Linked DNA regions of Mus musculus: region 2 is linked to region 1. The links are chromatin loops, found by intact Hi-C in ENCODE. Cell type or tissue: heart. All regions are shown on one strand. Links, peaks and the distances in the headings refer to the core of each region. The heading gives the core; the rest is flanking DNA.

The links. Peaks named below come from ENCODE experiments on the same cell type or tissue, not always from the same donor. Only the 100,000 strongest peaks of a DNase experiment are listed, where the experiment ranks them.
Region 2: a loop joins it to region 1, with 7 times the contacts of the local background. A loop is called at or near these places in 13 of 42 quality-filtered maps.

What each region holds. Positions count from the first base shown.
Region 1 is chr14:8,343,742-8,350,673 of GRCm38, forward strand. Oit1 (oncoprotein induced transcript 1) reads right to left here. Exons shown (of 10, transcript NM_146050.2): 10 at 5,207-5,625. The coding sequence ends at 5,536. Among named protein-coding and RNA genes, the nearest start is that of 2610318M16Rik, 20 kb to the right of the region's middle. In heart, for the core only: a CTCF peak has its summit at 3,040 (motif pointing left); a DNase peak (open chromatin) is centred at 3,060.
Region 2 is chr14:8,238,235-8,245,166 of GRCm38, forward strand. Acox2 (acyl-Coenzyme A oxidase 2, branched chain) reads right to left here. Exons shown (of 15, transcript NM_053115.2): 12 at 5,489-5,594; 13 at 3,027-3,244. Among named protein-coding and RNA genes, the nearest start is that of Acox2, 17 kb to the right of the region's middle. In heart, for the core only: a CTCF peak has its summit at 4,363 (motif pointing right); no DNase peak of the experiment used is centred there; H3K27ac peaks cover 541 bases.

The sequences.
Region 1 (6,932 bases), core at 570-5,569:
GGCCAACTATATAAAACACCTCCACCTCCAAGTTTACCGGGAAGATTGACCACGCCATGTTTGCTTCGAGAACCTTGTTTGCTACTCTCATCCCTCCTGCAACCCCTCAAGACTCTGGTCTACAGTGCCCGTCCTATACCACAGGAACTTGCGTTTGCTGTTCTCACTCTGCCTCTATGCCCACCCACCCCCACTTATCTTTTGGTTCTTGCCTGATTCTTTCCTTTGGACCCCCGACTGTCAGGCATCACCTCCTGAGAGAAGCCTTCTTTGGGCTTCCATGCAAAGTCACCTCCTGGGCTCCCTGGTCAATATTTCCTCATAGCACTTAGCAACTGAAATATTTCTGTGGGCTTTGCGCACCTCTCCAGTCTGGAATGAAGTTGTCATGTCTTGTGTATTAGTTTCTCCCTAGCTTTAGGACAGTGTTGGTCCCATTGCAGTAGCTCAGGTGCCCAATGGTGGTGGAGTTACTGAAACAGTCTAAGTATGGAGTGGGTTCTGCCTCACTCTGTGAAAGAGGTCCCGACAGGGGCTGGGGCAGGTTCAGTAGGGAAAGTGCTTTCTATACAAGAATGAAAACCCAAGCTGGATCCTCTGCACCCGTGTAAAACACTGGGCATGTAACATCTACCTATAAACCAGTGCTGGGATGCAGAGGCAGGGAGAGCCCGGGAGCTGGAGTAGTAAGCTCCTGGCTCAGTGTGATAGCTAATCTTGGTTTTCCACTGGATTACATCTGGAAGTGACTAAAACCTAAGCGGTTAGACACACCTGTGAGGGGTTTTTCTTGATTGGATCATTTGAGGTGGGAAGACACCCATAATCTGGATCATCTGAGGCCAGAAGAGCCACCCTAAATGTGCCTCCCCGCCATTTCAGATGGCAGCCTACCAAAAAGGACGTGGAACAAAGAAGCCTTTTGCTTTTTGCCTGCTTGCCTTCACTCTCGATGACAAGTTCCAGCTGAGATATCCAGCCTCATGGACTGAACAGCTACTAAATTTTTGGTCTTTCCATTGGGAGACAGCCATTGTTGGGTGAGCCAGAACTCAGCTATATTAGGGTTCTCTAGAATAACAGAACTTATGGAACAAATAAATATCTCTCTATAATCAGAAAGGGGATTTGTTAGAATGACTTACAGGCTGTGGTCCAGCTAATCCATTCAGTCCACGAGGCTGGATGTCTTAGTTGGTCTTCAGGAGACAACAGTTTCCTAAGGTAGGCTCTGCTGCCAGTGAAGGAATGGATTTGCTAGTGAGGGTGAGAGCAATCAGGCAAAGAGCAAAAGTTCCTTCTATCTGTCCTTGTGCAGGTTTCTAGCAGTGGGCCTGGCCCAGATTAGACATGAGTTTACCCAGATCAAAGGATTAAAGGTCTGCCTTCCCACCTCAAGATCTGGATTAGAAGTGGATCTATTCACTTCGGGTTAAGCAAAACTCCTTCACAGGTATGCCTCTCCATTTGGGGGTTTTGGATAGTTCTAGATGTAATCAAGTTGACAACCAAGTATTGCCACTATGACAGCCTGCAAGCCACTATAATGACCCCTTTGGTACATATCATTCTATCAGAGATTCATTCCATCACGTCTGTTCCTCTAACCCTAACACAGAGAGACGCTGTCTCAAAAACAAAGTGAACGGTGACATTGGAAATCGTCTTATCAACATCTGGCCTCAATATGCATACATCTGTGGGATGCATATGCACATCACACACACACACACACACACACACACACACACATGCTCACACACGTGCGCACACACACACTCATAACACTCTCACATACATACACTCACATATACATATACACCCATGCAATCACACACGCACACACTCACATACACTCACACCCATATGCACACTCATGCACACATACTCACACATACATCACTGCATGACAAATTTGAATTCCATAGCTCTTGTGCTGTATTCTCTCCAGCCCACATTGTGTGCCTTTGCTCCGCACTCCTTTCTTCTCCAGTACAGTCTGGCATGGGCTCAGCTTCCTTCCTGCTGGGAGAGAGGTTGCAAAGGGCCCAGATGGCCATCTGCTGGAGCAGTCAACCTGAAGTCGCCCTCCATCTCCTAATTATCCACTGGCCTTGCTCTTGGTAAAGTAGAAGGGAAGGAGGGCCACACGTTCATTACATTTCCCTCATCTCTCTGGTCTCCTGCTGAAGTCAGGTTTACTGGCTGCATGGGGGCCTAGTGACTGAGCCTTCTTTTGGCCTTTGAAGCCCAGCTCTGGGCAGAAGGACCCAGTGCAATGTCCAGACCACACTACGAGAGCTGGAGGTATGGGACTGTCCTCAGGGAAATGGAGGGCCAGGATTCTGGGTCCCTCTTGGTACTTTCTCACCGGGTGGCTCCACACCCCCTAGCCTCTTGCTTTTCATCTGCAAAATGGAAATAAATAGCTACTCCTTTCCAGTAACCAGTGGGAGATGACCAGGACCACAGAGGGGGCAAGCTTCGGAAAGAGACACTGTGACCAACTGGTTTCTATTCTTCCCAAAGCTACAATGGCATAGGGCTGGGGTGTGGTCCCCAAGGTTCTGTGTAATTTTCAAATGTCATCAGAGGCATTCAGGGGCACACAGAGAAGAGGAGAGGCAGTGAAGAGAGGAGGGGAAGAGAACACTTCCCTCAGAGTGAAGGTATCCGAAGGGTGTGTTCAGGTGGTGACAGACAGTGGGATTCCTGGTCTTATTGGGAGACACTTCACCTGTGTGGGTCTGGACAGAACACTTGACCTTTCTGAACCTTCTTGTGTGAAAGGGAATATTGTGGTCCCTATTCCATGATACCTTGAGGATAAAGTGAGGTAGTACTGATGTTTGGCTCTGGGCAGAGCTTCTAGGAGTCTGCAGTTCTCCAGTGGCAAGGTGCTGCTATTATCATGATGCCAATAAAGTGTTGAGTCTTTCTCATTTTGGTGAGACCCCGAGAGCCAGTTCAAACCGCTTTCCAAGAGTTAAGAGCCAGGCACCTTGTCCTCCTCCCTTTCATTCCTATGCTGCCATCTGCTGGCGAGAATCAGAATTGCAGCTTCAAGAGAGCTCAAGTCACATTTGGCCTAAGGTCACTCTCAGGGTACACAACAGGCCTAGCCCTGGCAGGGAGCCAGGAAGCCCATACAAGCCTCAAATCCTGAGGCCCAGCATCAGCACGCAGAGACTCTTGGAGGCTTGTCTACAGCGATGAGCAAGTCAACCCCAAGTCTCGTCCATTTTACCTTTTGAATTAGACCACACACATGGCCTCTCCTGACTTAGCTCATATCTTGTGCAGCTTCTCGGCCTCCTGGCCGCGACATAACATGGAGTTTTATAAAAATGGTAGACCTAACCATTCCATGTCTAGTTTAAACATCCATGACACCACTGTCCCAGGTCCAAGCTCTCTGCCATGCACAGAAAACTGGCACTCAGCTCATCCACTTACCCTGTAGTCCTCCCAGGCTTTGCTCGCAGACAGGTCTGCCCATCCGAACACACACCTCTCCGTTCCACTGCTGCTAGCTGACTTCTAGGCTCTCTACAGAGGGCTCCTGTGGGTGCTACCATTTGAAGCCATCATAGGTGAGAGGACCTGGATGCGGTAGTGCTGTTCCCCCCTCCTCTGCTGCTTCGCCAAGCTCCTTCATCCCAGGGAGTCTCCTTACTCAGTTCTAAGCTGGTTACATGGTCTCAACCTCCTCTGGTACCCTGTGTAATGTGCACAGTGTCTCCACATACACCCAGATGGCCACCCAGGTCCCTTGAAAATAGTGACCACTGCTAAGGGCTGTCTGCCAAGTCCTATACGCTAACCATGAACTTGCTTTTTGGAGACTTTATTGGCTCCTTTTAAATCTTATAGGCTATCTTTGCTCGTTGTAAATATGCCTTTTCAGGAATGTGTTCATGAAAACTGGCTGCCATGTTCCTCCCATGGTGGGTTTCTGATGCACTATACTGGTGTGGGCACAGGGGTTTTCTGAGGTCTGAAGACCTTCTAGGGTAGTCTGGAACAGAGGCGCTTACTGGAATGGCTGGGCAGCTATCTCCTTCCTCAGCTCAGCTCACTCAAGGCTCTCACACTGGCACTTGTGTCTCACACCACCATGGCCCCTGGTCCAGGGTTCCCAACGTCTTCTCTTCACCAGGCCTTGTCCCATGTAAAGTCTTCCCTGGCAGGGCTTAGATACCACTCAAGACTGGGGCTCTCCCCCAGTAAAGCTCGAAGTCTTCAGCACACAATTCTATGAGCACCTCTAGGATCTGATGTAGAGCAGTGCTTCTCAACCTTCCTCATGCTGTGACCCTTTAATAGAGTTCTCCATGTTGTGGTGACCCCAACCATAAAATTATTTCATTGAGACTTCCTAAGTATAATCTGGCTACTGTTATGAATCAAAATATAAACATCTTATATGCAGAATATCTAATATATGACCCCCTAAAGAGGTCATGTCCCACAGGTTGAGAACCACTGGTCTAGAACCTGAGAACTGGACCCTCTTAGGGATCCTAATCCATAGTCTTATCACCATGCATGTCTTTTGATTATTCTCCTTCATTGCACCTACTTGTCAGCTGGCACTGACATCTTTTGGCCACTGACCCCTTGTGCAGACACAGGTGGCCTCTTGTCCCTGCATGGGGTGGATAAGAAGTGTCCAGGGATGCACACCACCAGCACCCCCCCACCAAGTCTGAAGGATGCCATCTCTGTGCGGTGTGCTCTACAGAGTCCCAAAGTTCACGGTGGAAGCTCACTCTAGTCTCCAGCAGTAGGGTTAATAACACCCCTGATTGGCCGCCCCCTACCCCAAACACAATGCCTGTCCTTGCATGCTTCCTTTAGATTCTGCCTCTCGGGACCCCAAAGCCAGGCAGATGTTTAGAGACCTGTTTAGTACTGCAGACATTTTCCCTTCCTCTTTTGCTCCAGCTCTGGCTTGCCTTAAAAGGGCACATCAAGATGACGGTCTGTGTGCCCTGTTTTCTAGGCTCCCCTGCTCCTGTCCATCTTGGGAACCAAGTTCATTCCTGCCTGCCCAAAATTCCAGGAAACTAGGCTTCAGGCTCCATCCCAGCTGCCAAATGAGCTGTCTCCTACCTGTCCAGACCAGGCCCCTTGTTAACTGAGACTAGACCAGTATGTTCCCAGGGAGAATCACAGCAATGGGAGAGATGGGAAACGTTCAAAATCAGCAAAAATAGAATTTAATTCTGCTCAAGTAAGTGTAGGCAGCCAGTCCTTCTGGAGACAACCATGGCAGTCTTGGAAGGTCTTGTTCTCTCTACCAACAGCCGGTTCCACAGGCCCCATGGCCGCCCATCCTCAAGATGGCCACTATGGGGCAGTGGGAGGCTGTTGCTTCCTTAGACGGGAAGTGAGTCACTGTGTGCAGGGGATGATCAGAGCGTACCATATGGCTTCTTTCTTCCTCCCAGTCAGCTCCTGCCAGCATAGACCCAGCACTCCTGGGTTCTGCTCTCAAGTCCGTTGGGCATTTCTTTGGCTCCCTAGGCCACCCTACATTACTTTCCGTGGCACACAGCCCTCGAGCTCTAGCAACTCCGGCCATCCGTCATATTTGTTTGTTTCTGGGTTGTTCTTTAAGAACTAGGGAGAGAAGAGAGATGTTTCAGACACTGAGTGGTCAAGGCTGTCTAGGACTCATGGAGAAAGCATTTGCACTTTGAGTCTCAGAGGGCTCACTTACTCTGCCATAGCCCCATTTTACAGATGGGGCCAGAAGCTCAGGGCAGGACCACAACTTGCTCTGGGTCTCAGCAATGGGGTCAGAGCCTACTACACCCCACAGGCTCATCAAGGACTGGGAAAGCATGGGAGCTGCCGTTCTCCTCCAAAGCCCCCACTAACCTCCCATAGAATCCCAAATCATGACCGAAACAGCATGGAGAAGGGGGATCGTAACAGTGCGCATTTGCTGCATGCTTAGCACGGTCCCAAGCTGCTTTATGTACTTAATCTGCACAACAGTCCTGGGAAGTGCATACTGTTCCATTCTGTGGGGGAAACTGAGGCATGGAGAGGTAGTGTCACTTTGTGTGGGAAATTCTCCATGTGATTTCTCTAACATGTTTCCAGTATGGGGACATAGGACATCACTGGGGGCTTGCTTCATGGTCATCTGCTCTTGATGGATATGGACCCTTCCCTACAAGGAGGAAGAAAGAGGACCTGCTTGGCCAGTGCAGCCTGAGCTCCGCCCACTGTCCTGTGCGCTGGAGCCCAGTCCAGGCCCTGCATTCTCACCCAGAGGCTGTGAACATTCTTCCCTATCTTCTCCAAGCTTAGGTCATCTTGAACTAGGCCTGATTTCTAAATTTGGGTGATGGCTAATTTTGATTGCCCATTAGCTGGACTGACAAGTGTCTAGGAGTGTAAAATACTCCTTTGGGTATATCTGTGCGAGTGTTTCAAGAAAGGATTAGTGAAGGAGGAAGTTATTAATTCAAGCCACTCCATTCATAGACTGGGAACCTGGATAAGGAGGGTGGGGGAGTGAGAGCCGTGAGCTGGAGAGATGGCCCAGTGGGTAAGAGCACTGACTGCTCTTCCAGAGCTCCTGAGTTCAATTCCCAGCAACCACAGGGTGGCTCACAACCATCTGTAATGAGATCTGATGCCCTTTTCTGGTGTGTCTGAAGACAGCTACAGTGTACTTATGTATAATAATAAATAGATCTTTGGACAAGAGCGAGCAGAGGTCCTAAAAATTCAATTCCCAACAACCACATGAAGGTTCACAACTATCTGTACAGCTACAGTGTACTCACATACATAAAATAAAAAATAAATCTTAAAAAAAAAAAGAAAGAAAGAAAAGCGAGAGCCGCTAGCCCAGGCATCTGCTCTCTGCTTCCCGGCCTCCACAAGGTGGGCTGCTTTGCCCTGCCAAGTTG
Region 2 (6,932 bases), core at 1,252-6,251, 100 kb before region 1:
GCATAATTACCCTGTAGTAAGAAAGGCAATTTAGGATCCATAATATAAGTACATCAATTTGTGGTTTCCAGGCATGTGTTGGCAGCTTCTATCATTGGAGCCATAGCAAGCACTTAGAAAAGCAGAGTACAGATACACATACACACACACACACACACACACACACACACACACACACACACACAGAGATACACACACAGATACATATCAGATACCACACACAGACACGTACCAAACACCACACACAGACACATACTACACACCACACATACACACAAACACATACACATACTACACACCACACACAAACACAGAGAGAGACACACACACATAGACAAAGAAACACACCACACAGAGACACAGACATACAGAGATATATACACACCACACAGAGACTCAGACACAGACAGACAGATACACACACACAAACACATACACATACTACACACCACACACAAACACAGAAACACACATAGACACAGAAACACACCACACAGAGACACAAACACACACAGACATACACACACCACATAGAGACACAGACATACACAGACATACTCAGACTACACAGAGATACAGATACACACAGACAGACAGACAGGCAGACAGGCAGATACGCACACACACACACACACACACACACACACACACACACACACACACCTTGTGTCATGCTTATGAGGTGTTAAGGGTCTTATGTGTCTGGTCATCACCAGCTAGCACCAGGTGACTTTTTTTTCACGTGTTTTTAAAATGCTAATCACTTCAGAAAGTTAGAAAGTTAGGTCGACTTGAGCTTGAACTTTGCAGTACTAATTGCAGCCTTAATGTTCTTATACTGAGTCCCCTGCTTCAGGGTAAGTTTAGCCCCTGGTTATAATTGTATTAGGTATGCTTTTGACTATTTGTGCTCGTATTATTACTTATTGATTTTGGTGGGGATGCCATGGTACGCGGTTGGAGGTCGGAGGATGACTATGGAAGCTGGTGCTCGCCTTCCGTTGTGTGGAATCAAGCTCAGGTTGTTGTGTTTGGGTGGAACCTGCAAGTCATCTCTCTGGCGCCATATTTGATGGTTTAATTGAGCAGACATTTATTGAGCACTAGCTATCAGCCAGGAGCTGACGTGTAGTCACAAGTGCTTGTTAGTACTGCGTTTTAGAAACAAACAAAAAATACTTGGTTGATTTTTTAATTTTTTTTAAAGGTTTATTTATTATATGTAAGTAAGTACACTGTGGCTGTCTTCAGACACCCCAGAAGAGGGCGTCAGATCTCATTACGGATGGCTGTGAGCCACCATATGGTTGCTGGGATTTGAACTCAGGACCTTTGGAAGAACAGTCAAAACTGTTAGCAGTCTAACTCTTAACTGCTGAGCCACCTCTCCAGCCTGGTTGATTTTTTTCTTTTAACCTCTTATGAAAATCTACACAAATCTAAAATCTTTTACTGATAATGAGAGCTATTGGGAGTTTCAGGGGAAAGGACATTTCTCTCCACACACAATATGCATTATATTTTCTACCTAGAAAGGTTTCAAAAAATGTTGTATTCTCAAGTTAACTTGTTGTTGTTGTTTTTTTAAATATTATACTGGTACTAGTAAATAATTAATAGTGTTTAATTATTAGATTAAATTTAATTAATAGAAATACCCGTTTCTTCCAGTAGTTTGGTCAGGTCAGACTTGTCAGACTTAGTTTTGATGTGTTCTTAAAGCAATATTTTCTTTATATAAAAAAAGATAACAGAATGAATACTGCTTGTATTCTTGGCTCTAAATTTTACAGGATCAACTCTACATTTAAAGGTATCTATTGCTGCTTTAAAAATCAGTATATACATTACTTAGTCTAAAAGATTATCTTGACACTAAGGGAGTATCAAAATAAATTAATTAGACTTGGTACAAATTTACTTAAAGCACATTCAACAGGGACATGGATATGCATAGCATATACATAAGCTAGACACGGATATGCATAGCCTTTACATAAGCTAGACACGGATATGCATAGCATATACATAAGATAGACATGGATATGCATAGCATATACATAAGCTAGACACGGATATGCATAGCCTATACATAAGCTAGACATGGATATGCATAGCCTATACATAAGCTAGACACGGATATGCATAGCATATACATAAGCTAGACACCCCTCTCCACCTGAACACAGAAGAGCACGTGGTCAGCAGTTAGAAAGCTCTGAGTGTCCCTAATTTCTCAGCCTAGTTACACATGGTACATAAGTTCATTCATATAAGCTAAACTTCTTCCTCAGCAGAACAGGGACATTAAGTCCAGTTCAAAGGCTGTACAGATTAAATGAGATGCTGCATATGATAGTACACAAACCTCGCTAAATGCTGGTTATGATTAAAATTAGTATTAGTATGCTCATATGTAGCAGCCTTGATTTTATTCACACTCCATAGACATTGTTCCTTGTGAATGTTGAAGAGTTCAAGTGAGGGACTAATTTATCCCTTTTTGGGGGGGACGGAGTTTTAAGCCAGGCTTTCTCTGTGTAACCCTGGCCATCCTGGAACTCACTCTGTAGACCAGGTTAGCCTCAAGCTCACAGAGAGCTGCCTGCCTCTGCCTCTTGAGTGCTGGAATTCAAGGCATGCACTACCACTGCCTGGCCCTAGTTTAGTCTTTTTTTTTTTTTTTGGTTTTTTGAGACAGGGTTTTTCTGTATAGTCCTGGCTGTCCTGGAACTCACTCTGTAGACCAAGCTGGCCTCGAACTCAGAAATCCTCCTGCCTCTGCCTCCCAAGTACTAGGATTAAAGGCGTGCGCCACCATGCCCGGCTCCTAGTTTACTCTTAAGCACATTGATTTCTAACTTTCTCCCAATTCCTCTAAAGTTTCTTTCATTAAGTCCTGATGCTTTATTTTGGTATAATTGTGCTAAGTGTCAGCTTGTCTAGGCCCCAAGTTTGCAAGGTCTTGGTGTGAGAATTGGCCAGCGCACCAGGGTCTAACATGGTTTCAAGTACCAATCACTCACCGGATCAAGGGAAGCAGGTCTAGGAAGGCTGTTCTTGCCATGTCCACTTGGGCCCCAGACAGGAAGCCATCATGCAGAAAGTCCCCTGAGTTAGTCAGAATACCGTTTAAGGCATAGAGGTCACAGAGGTTCTGAAGCACACGCTGAATCTCTGGTTCGTTGTCTAGTTTCTCCACAGCTTCCTTGAAATTCCTCACAGTGAGGAAGTAGCAGTGAGCCTATGAAGACACAAAGATGTGCTGACACTCATTCCCATATCCACAGATCATTCTGGAAACTTGGCAAGATGGCTGGAGTATGTGTGTCTCCTCAAGGACTGGTGGTAACATTTTGTCTTGTTCATTCCAGGTGTCACTGGTGTGTGTGTGTGTGTGTGTGTGTGTGTGTGTGTGTGTGTGTGCATTGGGGACTGGGTAAAGTGTGAAACTTGGCCTGTGGATTCCTCACTTTGCTCAAGATAGTTATAGAAGCATTAGAAAGTAGAAAGAATACATGAGTATTGGAGGCTAGCCTGGGGTACTTGAAGAACAGCAGCCTCACTTTTCTCAAGAAAACAGCTACTTACTGTTTTCCATGTTAAGGCAGTGTGTTCATGTGTGTGCACTGTGGGATGTGGCTTGAGGTATGTGTGAAAGGCATTCTAGCTGAAACTAGGTATTCACTAGGCTATGGAGAGGCCTGGCTCTGTTGGCTCTTAACCACTTAGTATAGAGTGCTTCAGTGACCAAGCAACCACTGCCACAGAACCTTGGATCTTTGGACTCTTTACCTGGGTTCCCTCTGCACTCAACCCAACTTCTAAAGGATGAGTGGCTGTCCCAGTGGGAGGCCTTCAGGACCCTGTTATTGTTAATTTGTTTGAATGTGGGGCTGTTCCAGAGTACTTCCTTTGTTCCTGCCATCTGTGAGTTCTACCAAGGGGTGAGAGGAGACATTAGCAGCAGGTCTTGCCCTGGATGCTCCCTGAGGACACAGCTGGGCCTTTGTGGCACAGGAAAGGACTGTGCTTTGGCTCAGCTATTTCACTCCTCTGTGTTGTCTGTCTTCCACTTTAGAAGGGATCCTGTTAGTTTTCCTTATGCTAACTGAGGGAGCGCTGACAAGCAGAGGCCGTGTGTTTAAGGTCAGAACAGAGGTTTAGAAGACAGACAAATGAACATTGGGCAGGTGTGGATCCTTTCCTGGGGTCCGAGGAGAGTGCACAGTCCTGGCTAATCCTCTGGTTGGTGGCAGTCCACGCACAGTGGGCAGCAGAGTGGAGCTAAGTGGCACAGACACTGAGGACTTGCAGCAGAGCTCATGACAGCCCTGGTGTGTGTAGTTGAATGTTGAGTCACCAGGTGGCATCCCTGCTCAGTCTGCCCGACAGCCTGGCCTGACTGCCTCTGTAGCTGCTTTTCAGGACTACTGTTCTGAGAGTGGTGCAGTTTCCCAGGCCTGGCTGGGTCTTGAAAATAGGAGTGAATGCCTCAGTCTTCAGTTGGTGGCTGACATCCTAGCTGTCCCAGCTCAGGAGGCATTCTTACTGCTTTCCCACTTCATGACTTTGAGTCCTGTATCCTATTTCTGCCTCTTTCCGGTTCTCCCCACGCCTGCACCAAGCTCATGGCAGAGCCACCCTCAGGATGGATGCTTCTTCTAGAAAGAAGCTCTGACCACTCCTCCCAAACTGTGCAGCCTGCCCCTGCAAGGGAAAGAACTGGCCGCCTTACTAGCATCAGAAGGTCTCTGGCCTCCCAACCTCCTCCTGCCCTCCCTGCTCCACCTGCCTCACTTTAGCTCAAATCTGCTTCAGCTTGCCCTCAGGAAGACCTGTACTGCCTTCCAGGCACCTGGAGGCACCCGGCCTTTTCTTCCTGCTTTGATACCCCCTGCTCTGTTTGCTGGGAAACCTTTCCCAAGCTGCTACCACCCTCAGACAGCCAACTGCTGCATGAAGTCTTAGCCATTCACCCCTTTCTTCAGGCAAGTCCTTTGGGCTCTGTAGGGAGTGTAACCAGCAGCCATTTCCTCCCCTATCCTAGTACTTCCTTGATTATAGCTGTTTGCAGGCAGTATCTTCGCTGTTTTGTATTCAGTGCTAGCACAGAGCGCATGCTCAAATATTTGCCGACTGATAGTGAGGTATGCACAAACACCAAGGATAATGGAAATTGAATCAGACATCCCAGGATTGCCTGTGGGGCTAAGGGGAGACTTGACCTGCTTTTCTGTCTGGGAGGAGCTGTTTGAATGACCTGAAGCAAATCCAGTAGAATCGCCTCACTACCTCTTCCTAAGAGCTGCCAGCAAAATGCTTTGGAAATAAGTCCTTTTAATTAAAATTCTCTGGACTACAAGAGAGGAGGGCAGTCCCTGTGGGGCAGGGGTGAGGGAAGAACGTGAACTCGAGTTTTCTTAGAACAGTGTCCTGCCTGGAAGAGGGAACACATCCCACAGGCTTCAGCTGGCAGGCAGCTCACCTTAGCAGCCTGAAGGTGTATGACAGAAGTCTGGTTCCAAGCATCGTACTGGTCAACCCCGGATCTCATGAGGGTCTGTGTATGCTGTGTTGCATCTCTTATGAGCCTAGAGACCAAAGAAAAGAGAGAACTGATGGGCTGCTGGGGTCTCTCACTGACCTGTCTGAGAGCTAACTGCTTCATAAATGTCTCTTTAAGGGCAGGCATTCCCAATGTACAGTGGGAAAAACTGAGTCCCAGAGAGGTTAATTAACTTGTTCAGGGTCACACAGCTAATAAGGAATAGGGCTAAGGCTTTCCTTTTTCTCTTTTGAGACAGTGTATTGCCTAGTGACCTAGAACTTCCCACCCTCTTGCTTTAGCCTCCTGGGAATTCCCCCCCCCCCCCCCTTAGGGTTTCAGGTAACTTCAGGCCATTCTGTTGGTTAGCTCCAATGGCCAGCCAGGGAGAATTTTTTTTTTTTTTTTTTATTTCAAAGGGCAATTCTGTTAGAAGTCCTACCTCAGGTACTGAATTACAAAACTAGAAAACCACCCCCTCACCCTGGCCCTGTGAGCTGCTAACCTAGTCATTTGCCGTTCTGTTAACCTTCACTCTGTTTTCCACCCCTGCGTGTCCGTCTGACCCTTGGAATTTTGTTGTAAAGCAAACTGTTTATTAAGTAACATTTACTCTTCTTTGTCAGGGAACTGATAAGCAGACGGCACATTGAGTTCCAAGGCAGAAGGCACAGAGTGGCCTTTTATTCCCCTCAGTCTGTCTTTCCCTTCCCCAAGCCTCCCAGAAATCTTAGCTCTGTGTGCCTTGCGTAGTCATCAGGCTAGTTTCCTGGTGGATCCCCACTTCTGATCACAATGCCTGGCAAGTGGTAAGCATTTAAAAGTATTGTGCAACGAACAAGAAAATATCTCAAGTTGCCGTGATCCTAAAGCAGCTGTTACCCTCCCTGGGACACAGGCTACAACGGAAGCGTTCTTAGTAGCTGTTGGAAATGTTTGCTCCAGTTGTGGCACTCTGTTCTGAAGCAGGTTTCAGAAAGTTCCCTTCTAGTAGTTGAATCTCTGCAGTGATGGTGGTTGCATTTGTGCGTCTCCTTCCCCAGCTTCTGGAACACTCAGTCATGTTTGACACATAGTCGGTATTGGTGATACTTGTTAAATGGCAGAATGTACAAGTTCTTGGGTTTTTTAAAAAATAGAATTCATGTTCTGGGTTGGAGAGATGGCTCAGCATTAAGAACACTGGCTGCTCTTCCTGAGGACCCAAGATCAAGTCCTAGGATCTGCAGGGCAGCTCATAACGTTCTGTAACTCTAGTTGCAGGGCATCCAGTGCCAACGCTGGCATCCATGGCCCTGCATGTCCATTTGTATGCATGCATACAAATACTCATACACATAAAATTAAAATAAACAATAAAAAATTCATGTGCTTAAGCCAGGTA